2 separate regions of the Homo sapiens genome follow, and region 1 is linked to region 2. A link is a loop called in an ENCODE intact Hi-C map of the cell type or tissue named here. Cell type or tissue: IMR-90. All regions are shown on one strand.

What was found. Peaks named below come from ENCODE experiments on the same cell type or tissue, not always from the same donor. Only the 100,000 strongest peaks of a DNase experiment are listed, where the experiment ranks them.
Region 1: it touches region 2 in a loop (9-fold over the local background); 1 of 110 quality-filtered maps calls a loop at or near these places.

What each region holds. Positions count from the first base shown.
Region 1 is chr6:21,895,985-21,900,984 of GRCh38, reverse strand. The region is part of intron 4 of CASC15 (cancer susceptibility 15); the gene reads right to left. Among named protein-coding and RNA genes, the nearest start is that of CASC15, 230 kb to the right of the region's middle. In IMR-90, no CTCF peak of the experiment used is centred here; DNase peaks (open chromatin) are centred at 34 and 2,394.
Region 2 is chr6:21,997,201-22,002,200 of GRCh38, reverse strand. All of the region lies in intron 6 of CASC15 (cancer susceptibility 15), which reads right to left. Among named protein-coding and RNA genes, the nearest start is that of NBAT1, 150 kb to the left of the region's middle. In IMR-90, no CTCF peak of the experiment used is centred here; DNase peaks (open chromatin) are centred at 3,050 and 4,440.

The sequences.
Region 1 (5,000 bases), 100 kb after region 2:
CTGCATGATCCATTCTTGTGCTGGCCTTAAACCAGCCATGACTCACACACATGCAGAAGAGTAAACATCACTAGTTTAAAAAAGAGAAATAGTTATTTATACACCCTTCCTCACAGAGCGTTAGTCACAATAGCCAAAAGGTGGAAGCTGCCTAAATGTCCATCATTGGATAAATGGAAAAACACAATGTGACATATACATACAATGGAATATTATTCAGCCTTTAAAAAGAAAAGAAGTCTGATGCAGGCTACAACATGGATGAACTTGGAAGACATCATGTTAAGTGAAATAAGCCAGTTACACAAAAACAAATAGGGTGTGATTCCATCACATGGAGTATCCAGAGTACTGAAACTCAGAGACAGAAAGGAGCATGGTGGTTGCCAGGAGCATGGTGGTTGCCAGGAGCTGCGGGGAGCGGGAAATGGTGAGCTGTTGGTTAGTGGATATAGAATTTCAGTTTTGCAAGATGAAAGGTTATGGAGATTGGCTGCACGATGATGTGATATACTTAACACTGCTGAATAGTGTACTTAGAAATAGTAAAGACAGTAAGTTTCACATTGTTTTTTAATCATAATTAAAAATACATAAAAAAGAGAAATACTTTCAAACCCATAAACTGGAATTGCTCTTTACATTACAATTGCATTTTTACTGGACTTCTTTTAAGATATCAATCTAATAAGAATCTACTGCGTATAATGGTGTTGACTCATTTGCTTCTCTCAAATAAGAGCTACTAGTATCATCTATTGTTTTACAGACAAGGAAACTGAGGCACAGAGTAAGTAAATAAGTTTTGCAAAATCACACAATTACAAACTGAGGGAATTTGTCCCATATTTCACCCTCCTTTATCTCATACACGCCCCTTCTCTTTCTAAAGAGTCTTATAAGAGTCGGCTTCACTCCTTAACTTCCTGCAAACAGGCTTTCCCCCATACCACTCCCACTAATCAGTTCTCCTAAAGGTCACCAATTACCTCCGTATCACCACTACTCACTTTTGTAAGCTTATCTTCACTTGGCTTCTCTGTGGCATGTGATACAGTTGACCCACCCTTTCCTTCTGGAAATTATCTCTTCCCTCTGTTTTCTGGACACGATTCTTCCCAGCAATCCTTCTACTTGTCTGACCACTCCTTCCTTATCGTGTTCTTAAGCAACACATTTTCTTCCCCAATTTCCACCCAAACAATGGCTATTCGATGACTGAATGAGCAATTAAGTAATATTTACTTTAAACTTATTTCACACATTGCCGGGGTTCTTTTGAAGTTTGCAGGTTCTAGAGCCTTCGGGATATAGGCTCTCTAGAGCTGTCACTTGAAAGTGAGGGTTCTATTTTATTTACTTTACACCTCTCAATGCCTACCACAATGTAAACCTCACTCTTGTTGCCTAGGCTGGAGCGCAATGGCCTCATCTTGGCCCACTGCAACCTCCGCCTCCCGGGTTCGAGTGATTCTCCTGCCTCAGCCTCCCAAGTAGCTGGGCTTACAGGCATACACCAACATGCCTGGCTAATTTTTGTATTTTTAGTAGAGACGGGGTTTCGCCACGTTGTTTAGGTTGGTCTCGAACTCCTGACCTCAAGGGATCCACCCACCTCCACCTCCCAAAGTGCTGAGATTACAGGTGTGAGCCACTGCAATCGGCCCCAATTTAATCTTAATATAACTTAATCCTCGCATTCAAACCTGCTTTTCCAGGTATATTCTTCCAGTTTTTACTGCCTAAAGCTCCCAAATGATTCAAATGTCAAGTTCACGCCAAGGCCAGTTAAGGGTCTAACATGGGTTCTAGATAATAGCTAAAACAGTAGAAAAATTGTTCCATTTCACTTATTGTGTATTTCTCAGATCCCTGCCAGGTCTCCCTGGCTTGGAACGGCCCCCTGAACTGTCTTATAGGAATGGCCACAGCCTCCTGCCCCTCCCCAGCAGTTGTGTCCCAACTGGCCTTTCTGCCTTCGGAGTGCCTCGTCTGTCCCAATATGAAGCATTAAATGAGATTCAAACATTCCGACAATGTTCCTGCATCTTCTAATTCAATTAGTTGAGCTAAATATGTAAAACCCTAATAACAGAAAATTAGAGGAAGCTCAAAAGGTGTATGCATGTTGGAGTCAGCTAAATTTTGATGAAGAGTAAATTAAGTTAGCTATAGATTAAATTCACAGTATCTCACTCACTAGGAAGTCACACAACACCATTGTTTCATCCTTTGTTATCTTCCCTTGAAGACTTTGCTTTACCCACAGTCCTCTGTAAATGTTCTCCATTGCATCCTTTTTTGAATAGTACATTCTGAAGTCTACTTCTGATCTCTGACCTCACAGATGTTCTCCTATTAGTTCTATGCTCAGCATAACGGAATGTTAATAGGCTGTTATGACTTACTCTACAAAAATCAGTGGTCTCAATCCTGCCGGGTAAATAAGCTACTTTGGCGGGCACGGCTATCCACACAGCATTAGGTACCATTTGATAAGTCATAGCCTTCAAAGAACAAAAATTTATCCTAAGGAATTCAGAACTTTCATAAACGGATTTTTTGTTTGATTTAGATATTGAGACTAATTTTCCACCTCCTTCTACATACCTGAAAAATAGCAAGGTGGCAGATCCTGACTAGCCTATAATATGGACAACATCCAAAATATTGCACAACACTGAAAAGATAAAATTTCAACAGAGAATGATGAGTACTGAGTTATGAATTTTGGGACACAGTTGGCTGGTACAAGAAAGGTTTTTGTTTTGTTTAAGTCTAGGAATAAAAGTACTATATAACAATAATCCCCTGGTAGATCAAGCTAGGACTTTGAAAAGGCACATGGTGGAATTCAACATCAATTTTTCATAAAAATTATCTTTCAACAAATGAAAGGTCATTCTTTGATAATAGAAGTGTGATAGTACATGAGGCTGACCCAAGAAGGTATCAATTTTAAGATGCAGCAGATTTTTAAAAAGATCATCTTGCTTTGAAAGAATGAGAAAAGAAAAGCTTTTCTAAACTTCTAAGAGTTAGAGAAAACATATTTTCTTTTTTCCTGGGGTTATCTTGGATCGTATGTGTATTCACAGTTAAGGTTTTTTTCAGTGTTTTGTTTTGTTTAATACAACACATCTGTAAAATTATTACCAAGCCAGAAGGCTCTACTTTCTTTTTTTTTTTTTTTTGAGACGGAGTTTTGCTCTTGTTGCCCAGGCTAGAGTGCAGTGGCATGATCTCAGCTCACCGCAACCTCCACCTCCGGGGTTCAAGCAATTCTCCTGCCTCAGTCTCCCGAGTACTTAGGATTACAGGCATGCGCCACCACGCCCGGCTAATTTTGTATTTTAGTAGAGATGGGGTTTCTCCATGTTGGTCAGGCTAGTCTTGAACTCCTGACCTCAGATGATCCACCCACCTCGGCCTCCCAAAGTGCTGGGATTACAGGTATGAGCCACTGCACTCGGCCTTTTTTTTTTTTTTTTTTGAGACAGAGTCTCACTCTGTTGCCCAGGCTGGAGTGCAGTGGCGCCATCTCAGCTCACTCCTGCCTCCGCCTCCTGGGTTCAAGCAATTCTCCTGCCTCAGCCTCCTGAGTAGCTGGGATTACAGCCACCTGCCACTACACCTGGCTAATTTTTTATTTTTTATTTATTTTTAAAGACAGAGTTTCACCATGTTGGCCAGGCTGGTCGTGAACTCCTGACCTCAAGTGATCTGCCTGCCTCAGCCTCCCAAAGTGCTGGGATTACAGGCACCCGCCACCACGCCCAGCCTAATTTTCTGTACTTTTAGTAGAGATAAAGTTTCACTATATTGGCCAGGCTGGTCTCAAACTCCTGACCTTCTGATTCACCCACCTCAGCCTCCCAAAGTGCTGAGATTACAGGCATGAGCCACTGTGCCTAGGAAGGCTCTACCTTCAAAGAGACGATTGTCTCTGGAGTTCAAGTATCTGAAAGGGACTGGAGAAAGGAGTGTGGTTTTTTTTTGTTTTGTTTGTTTTGTTTTGTTTTTTGAGACAAGTCTCGCTCTTGTCGCCAGAGTGCAATCGCGCGATCTCAGCTCACTGCAACCTCTGCATCCCGGGTTCAAGTGATTCTCCTGCCTCAGCCTCCCGAGTAGCTGGGATGACAGGCACCTGCCCCCACACCCGGCTAATTTTTGTATTTTTAGTAGAGATGGGGTTTCACCATGTTGGCCAGGCTGGTCTTGCCTTACCTCAGGTGATCCGCCCACCTCGGCCTCCCAAAGTGCTGGAATTACAGGCGTGAGCCACCACACCCAGCCACGAGTGTTTTATCACAGTCTTACTTCAGAATTATCCCCTGCATAGGGATAATAAAAGCACAGACTGACTTTAATAGTCAATTTTATTATTGTTTTTTTTTTTTGAGACTGAGTTTCGCTCTGTCACCCAGGCTGGAGCCCAATCTCAGGCTCACTGCAAACTCTGCCTCCAGGGTTCAAGTGATTCTCCTGCCTCAGCCTCCTCAGTAGCTGGGACTACAGGCATGGACCATCATTCCCGGCTAATTTTTGTATTTTTAGTAGAGACAGGGTTTCACTATGTTGGTCAGGCTGACTTCGTCATCCACCCACCTCGGCTTCCGAAAGTGCTGGGATTACAGGCATGAGCCACCATGCGGGGTCTATTGTTCCTAAATTTCCTACAGACAGTGAACTCTCTCATTGCCTGTAAAGAGAGCTAAGCACTCCCACCGCCCCCAATGCCCTTCGAAGAAGAACAGATTACATGGAACATAATTGTCACCATCGCCTCCATGAAATCTTCCTGACTGCAAACCTTCCCCACATCCAGGTCCCCATAACTCCTCACTTGTTAAACAGTTGTCATTTGCTGTTTATTTTTCTTTCTCCCTGCTCGATTTTGAGGTTCTTCAGGTCACACATCTTTACTCTACTTTCCCAATATTTCCAAATGCCTTGCAGAGTGCCTAAAACACAACAGTCCCTCAACACGGTCATTAATT
Region 2 (5,000 bases):
AAAATGTCTGATATACAGCATAGAATACAATAGCTCTTCACTAAATAGCAATTTTTATTAGTATTATTGTTTAGAATAAAACCTTAAGGATATATTATTTTAAATTATATTATTTTTTTCATGCCCATATTAACCAGGCAAACTAAAAATTGTATTTAATGGGCTTTCTTGGGCTCTTCAGTACAAAAAAATCTAGCTTTTTAAATTGTTGGTTTTGTTTTCATAAGGGAACTAAAAACAATACTGGATTTTAAAATGCATTCATATTAGGTAGGAATATATTTCTAAGGTCTTCCCATTACATGGATTTTAACTATTATGAATTTAGAGCAGTAAACACATCCCACTGCTGCTAAGCATTTACCACAACCTCAGCAAAAATGAGATGAGCCACCAAATGTCAGTGTGACTGCAACCTGGACTCAGGCAAAAGTTAACTGCTCTTCAATTCCCCTTCCTGGAAATACTGATGGAGAAACAGAACTGGTGCCAGAAGACTGGAGATGGGGGAAATGAGTTCCCACTTTGAAGAAGACAAGAAAGAAAAACAAAAAGGAAGAGAGAATCCCAATACTGCACACCACCAGTGCGTTTACTGTTGATCCTGGACAAGATTCTTGGCAGAGTGTTAAAAGAATGGTTTGTAACTACTCAGAAAAGAAAGCACCAGTCCTGGCGGACAGTGTGGGTTCAATAGGGACAAGACAAACCTCACTTCCTTCTCTGACAAGGCTGGTAGCCTGGCAGATCAGGGAAACACTGTGGACATAATGTATTTGAACTTGAGTAAGGAATCTGACAAGGGCTCCCAGGACAACTTAAAGGACAAGATGTGAAAATATGGGCAGAATGCTAGGGCAGTTTATTAGACTAATAAACACATGAACCAAAGGCTGTCAACATCCCATCACTGCCACTCTCTGGAAGGTCCCTAGAGGCAGGGTTTTATCCTTGGTCCCTTTGCTTCATCATTTTTTTTTTAAACAAATGACCTGGATGAAGCCAAAGAAAGAGTATTTATCATATTTTCAGGTCGCTTAATAAAAACTAGTATTTGTGTGGTGCTTTATTTTTTCAAACATCTCTATATGCACTATTATTCTTCACCTTCACAACTATTCAACAGGGGAGGCAGAACATTCTATTTTCCATTTTACAGATAAGAAAACTGAAACTTACTGCAGTTAAATTATTCATTTGATGTAACAAAGGCAGAACACAGTAGAGCCAGGATTTAACCTCATGTATCGAGTCTTTTTGACTTCACATTGGGACCAAAACCTGGGACAGGCAATAGCTATAGATGCAGGATTCAAAAAGATCTTGACAAGCAGAAATGAGGAGCAATATCTAATAATTTCAAATAGATTCCCAGTGTGACCATATAGGTAACATTTTGTCCCCAAGGATGTCCTGAAACATTCAGCTCAATATGATGTGTGAGATGGTACATTCACTAACACAACCAACCTGCGCTACATATCTAGAATAAAAAGGATCATAGTCTCCCCCACTCTTGTCACAACACACCTGGGTAAAGAGGTTCACCCATTAGATGTGATCTTTCAGAGCCCTTCCCGCTCTGGGGTAGCATTATTCTAGTACAAGGCATAGGATGGTTTAAATGAAGCTGTTTTGAGAGTAAATGCTCACAGCTTGGTCACGTAACCATCACAGAGCTATACAAGAAAACAGATCACAGAACCTGAAATCCAGAACTCCAAGTTTTAGAGTTTATTCAGTAGTCAGCTGTAAATTTTAAAAAACAACAACGTTCACAGTAGCGATAAAGAAACACAATTTTCTCCCTCCTAGTGTTATATTAGTCCAGATTCCCCTAACACAGGAGAAGCATCTGTGAAAGGTGTCCCGCTGCTTGGAATACATTATGGAAAACCCAAGAATATTTCTGATATAAGGAGGTAGGAATGGTGACATCACCCCAGGCTTTCAACTGGCTAGAGCTTAGACCTCTCCTTCCTCTTTAACTTCTCTCCAGTGAAGCTCTATCAAGCTGTATCTTGCCTGCTTCTCCCACCAGCTCCCTCACCACCTCTCTCCACCCCCAGGAAGACACATGCAAGAAAGAGTTTGGTACAACAACAGGAGGGAGGATCATGGAGGTAACTTCTAGAACTTGTAAAACATCCTAAGAGGCCCATTCCTTGTTCTCATCCTGACCAAGTGCCAATCAAGCTTGGATTTCCAAGATCCAAGGCAAGAGATATTCCATCCAAGACAACCAAATGGAGGGTTATGGCAGCCTACCAAAACAATAAAAAAAATATAAAAAATTCTCCAAATAGCAAAGGAAATCCATATTTAAGCATATGCTCAATTTCCTATGCCAATATCTTCTAAACTTGTAAAATTGTACGTGCCCTTTGGTATCTAAATATCCTACTCTTGGTTCTACTTTTATATCAAGGTTTCTTCTTTCCAACTATATTCACAGCTACTGAAGTTTCTGCCTCACAATATCTTATCTTTAAAACTTTTAAAACCCACTCTACATGTCAGATGCCATCTTTTGCTTTTCTCATTTTAAAGTGTATCCTCATCTTCTATTTCTGACTCTTCCCACTAGTTTTCTTTTTTGCAGCTTCCTGTGATCAACACCAAAGGCAAAACGTTATTAGGTAAACAGGCTGCCCCAGAGGGGAATGGAAGGGAAGAACTACTTAAATCAACACTACCAAACTCTGGTAGTCAAGGGTGTGTGTTATTTTTCCACGAGATGTAGTCTAACAGCTTACACTGGAGCAGTTCAAATACCTCCTGCTAGTGGCATTGCAGCAGCTCATGCCATATGTACCGGAGTCACCAGCCAATGCATCTGATGCCAGGGAGAATCTGCAGTTTAATGAAATTCCCTACCAGTGCTGCAGACATACCCACAGCGTTATTTCGTTTAACATTATATTAATGCATTTCAGGTCCTGAGTTTATGGCCTGTGCTGATTTTTTTGATGGCTGAGTTACACCCACCAAGACAACATAACATCCAGACAGCAACCCCAAGGGCAATGTGAGGAGGATTTTCTGATTATGTCATCAAACAGGAAACCTCACGGAGACTCTGGGATTAATGCATTTTCCACTGGAGCTGAAAGCAGGCAGGATGTAGTCACTGGAAAGGAGAGAGGGAGGGAAAAACGTTGGTAGAGGTGGAGGTGGTGTTTTTCATATAACATTTAAAGAAATCACTCATATTTATTCACATCCTTAAGCCTCCAAGCAAATAAAGATTTTAAAACTTCAGTTGAATGTGGTAATAAGCAAGCTATATAAGCACTGGATATGAAATGTACCCCACAAAGAGCTTCTCTAAACCATGGCACCATTCTTGCTCCAGATGGCATGGAAAATAATTTATAAATGACAAAAGTTCAATGGGTGTACAGCAGCTGTTCAGTTTCAGCTCTTTGGCCACCCACTTCAGGAGAACTGAGAGCTTTCAATCAACTCTTGTCTCTCACAGGGCCTTCAAACAGCATCAGAACATGTGTACAATATGTTCTCAGAAAGTAGCTGGCCAAATATGAAAGATGAGAAAATCAAGTGAAATAGAAAATAGAAATACATTCCATTTTCCTCAAAATCCCAAGCAAGGACTAAGAACAAAGAAAACCCAAACTTTGCATAACCTTCTTTTTTTCTTTTTTTTGCATGTATACTGACAGCTTCCTTTGCCACAGAATGAGAAGTATCTAGAACTTCATCAGTGTTACTTTAATAGCATATAGAGAAGTATCTAGAACTTCATCAGTGTTATTGTAATAGGATAGAGTCAATATTTTCCTTGCCCGCCTTCATTCACTCCTATAAACCCTTATGTTAAGAAAGCACTTCAGCTTAACCATGGGACAACTGCTACTTAGAAACCTAGCATCTCCCATTTTATATTTGTCTTCTGTTCGGAGCTGCCAAGCAAAAAAAAACGAATTTTAAAAGACCACCATACTGCAAAATAAACATTATCCTCCCGTTTTTTCAAGAAGAGTTGCTCAGTTGCTGTTCAAGTCTTGATAAATCATTTGCAAAAAGAGATGAATAGAGATGATTATACTAATCAAATTCTTCGGCTTGTTCAAAACCAAACCTACAAAACTAATGCAACCTAAATAATTTGCCACTCTCAGAAGAGCCAGTTTCAAGGATGGCAACTGCAGTAAGTAAGGTTATCATTTAAGGAGAGAAAACTTTCAGGATAGTCAATGTTGTGAAGCCCATCTGCTATGGAGGCTCTTGGGCATGCACTCTTGATTGAGTACAGAGGCTTTCTACATTTTAGCCCAACCAGGTTTAGATTGGATAGAAATGTGGAAGGATGATAAACAGCTGTCATCCTTTGTAAGCTCCCAAACACAGGAAGGCAAGATTATATCACAGGAGACATGAACCCACCCACTCGCTCCTGCTTCAGCGTTTATAAATAGATCTGTTAAAGGAAGGGGCTCACTGGTGCCTGTGCAGTGACTGTTTGTTCATGCTTATAATATGCGTGGAGTCTGGTTACAAAAAGGGGGACAGAATCAGAACATCTTAATGAAGAAAACACTTCCTATTAAAACTTACAGCAAACAATTTTAAATGAAGAAATGTATAATCATAAAAGATTTTAAAGAACAACCAGAGCTGGCTGAACATAAAATTGTTCTCCAAGTTCACATTCAACTTCATGTAAGCCCTTGGTGGTGAGACTTATCCAGTCATTTTTTATTACCATTGAGCTAACTGTGCAATCTGTAAATGATCTTTCAAACACTGTTCTATTTGTCTATCAATGAAAGAGAAACGTAAGAATTGGGAGAGAAAACTGGTAAATTATTATATGCTTGAAGGGAGCAAGATCAAGAGAAACATTAAAACCAATCATCTTCCTTACTTTTTTTTAAACACGTATATTTTCTGTACTTCTGGCTGTTACCAGGAATAACAAATCAGCAATGCAGAGTAGAGTTCTTTTCAACAAGTAAAGGCATTTGGACATTTACCCA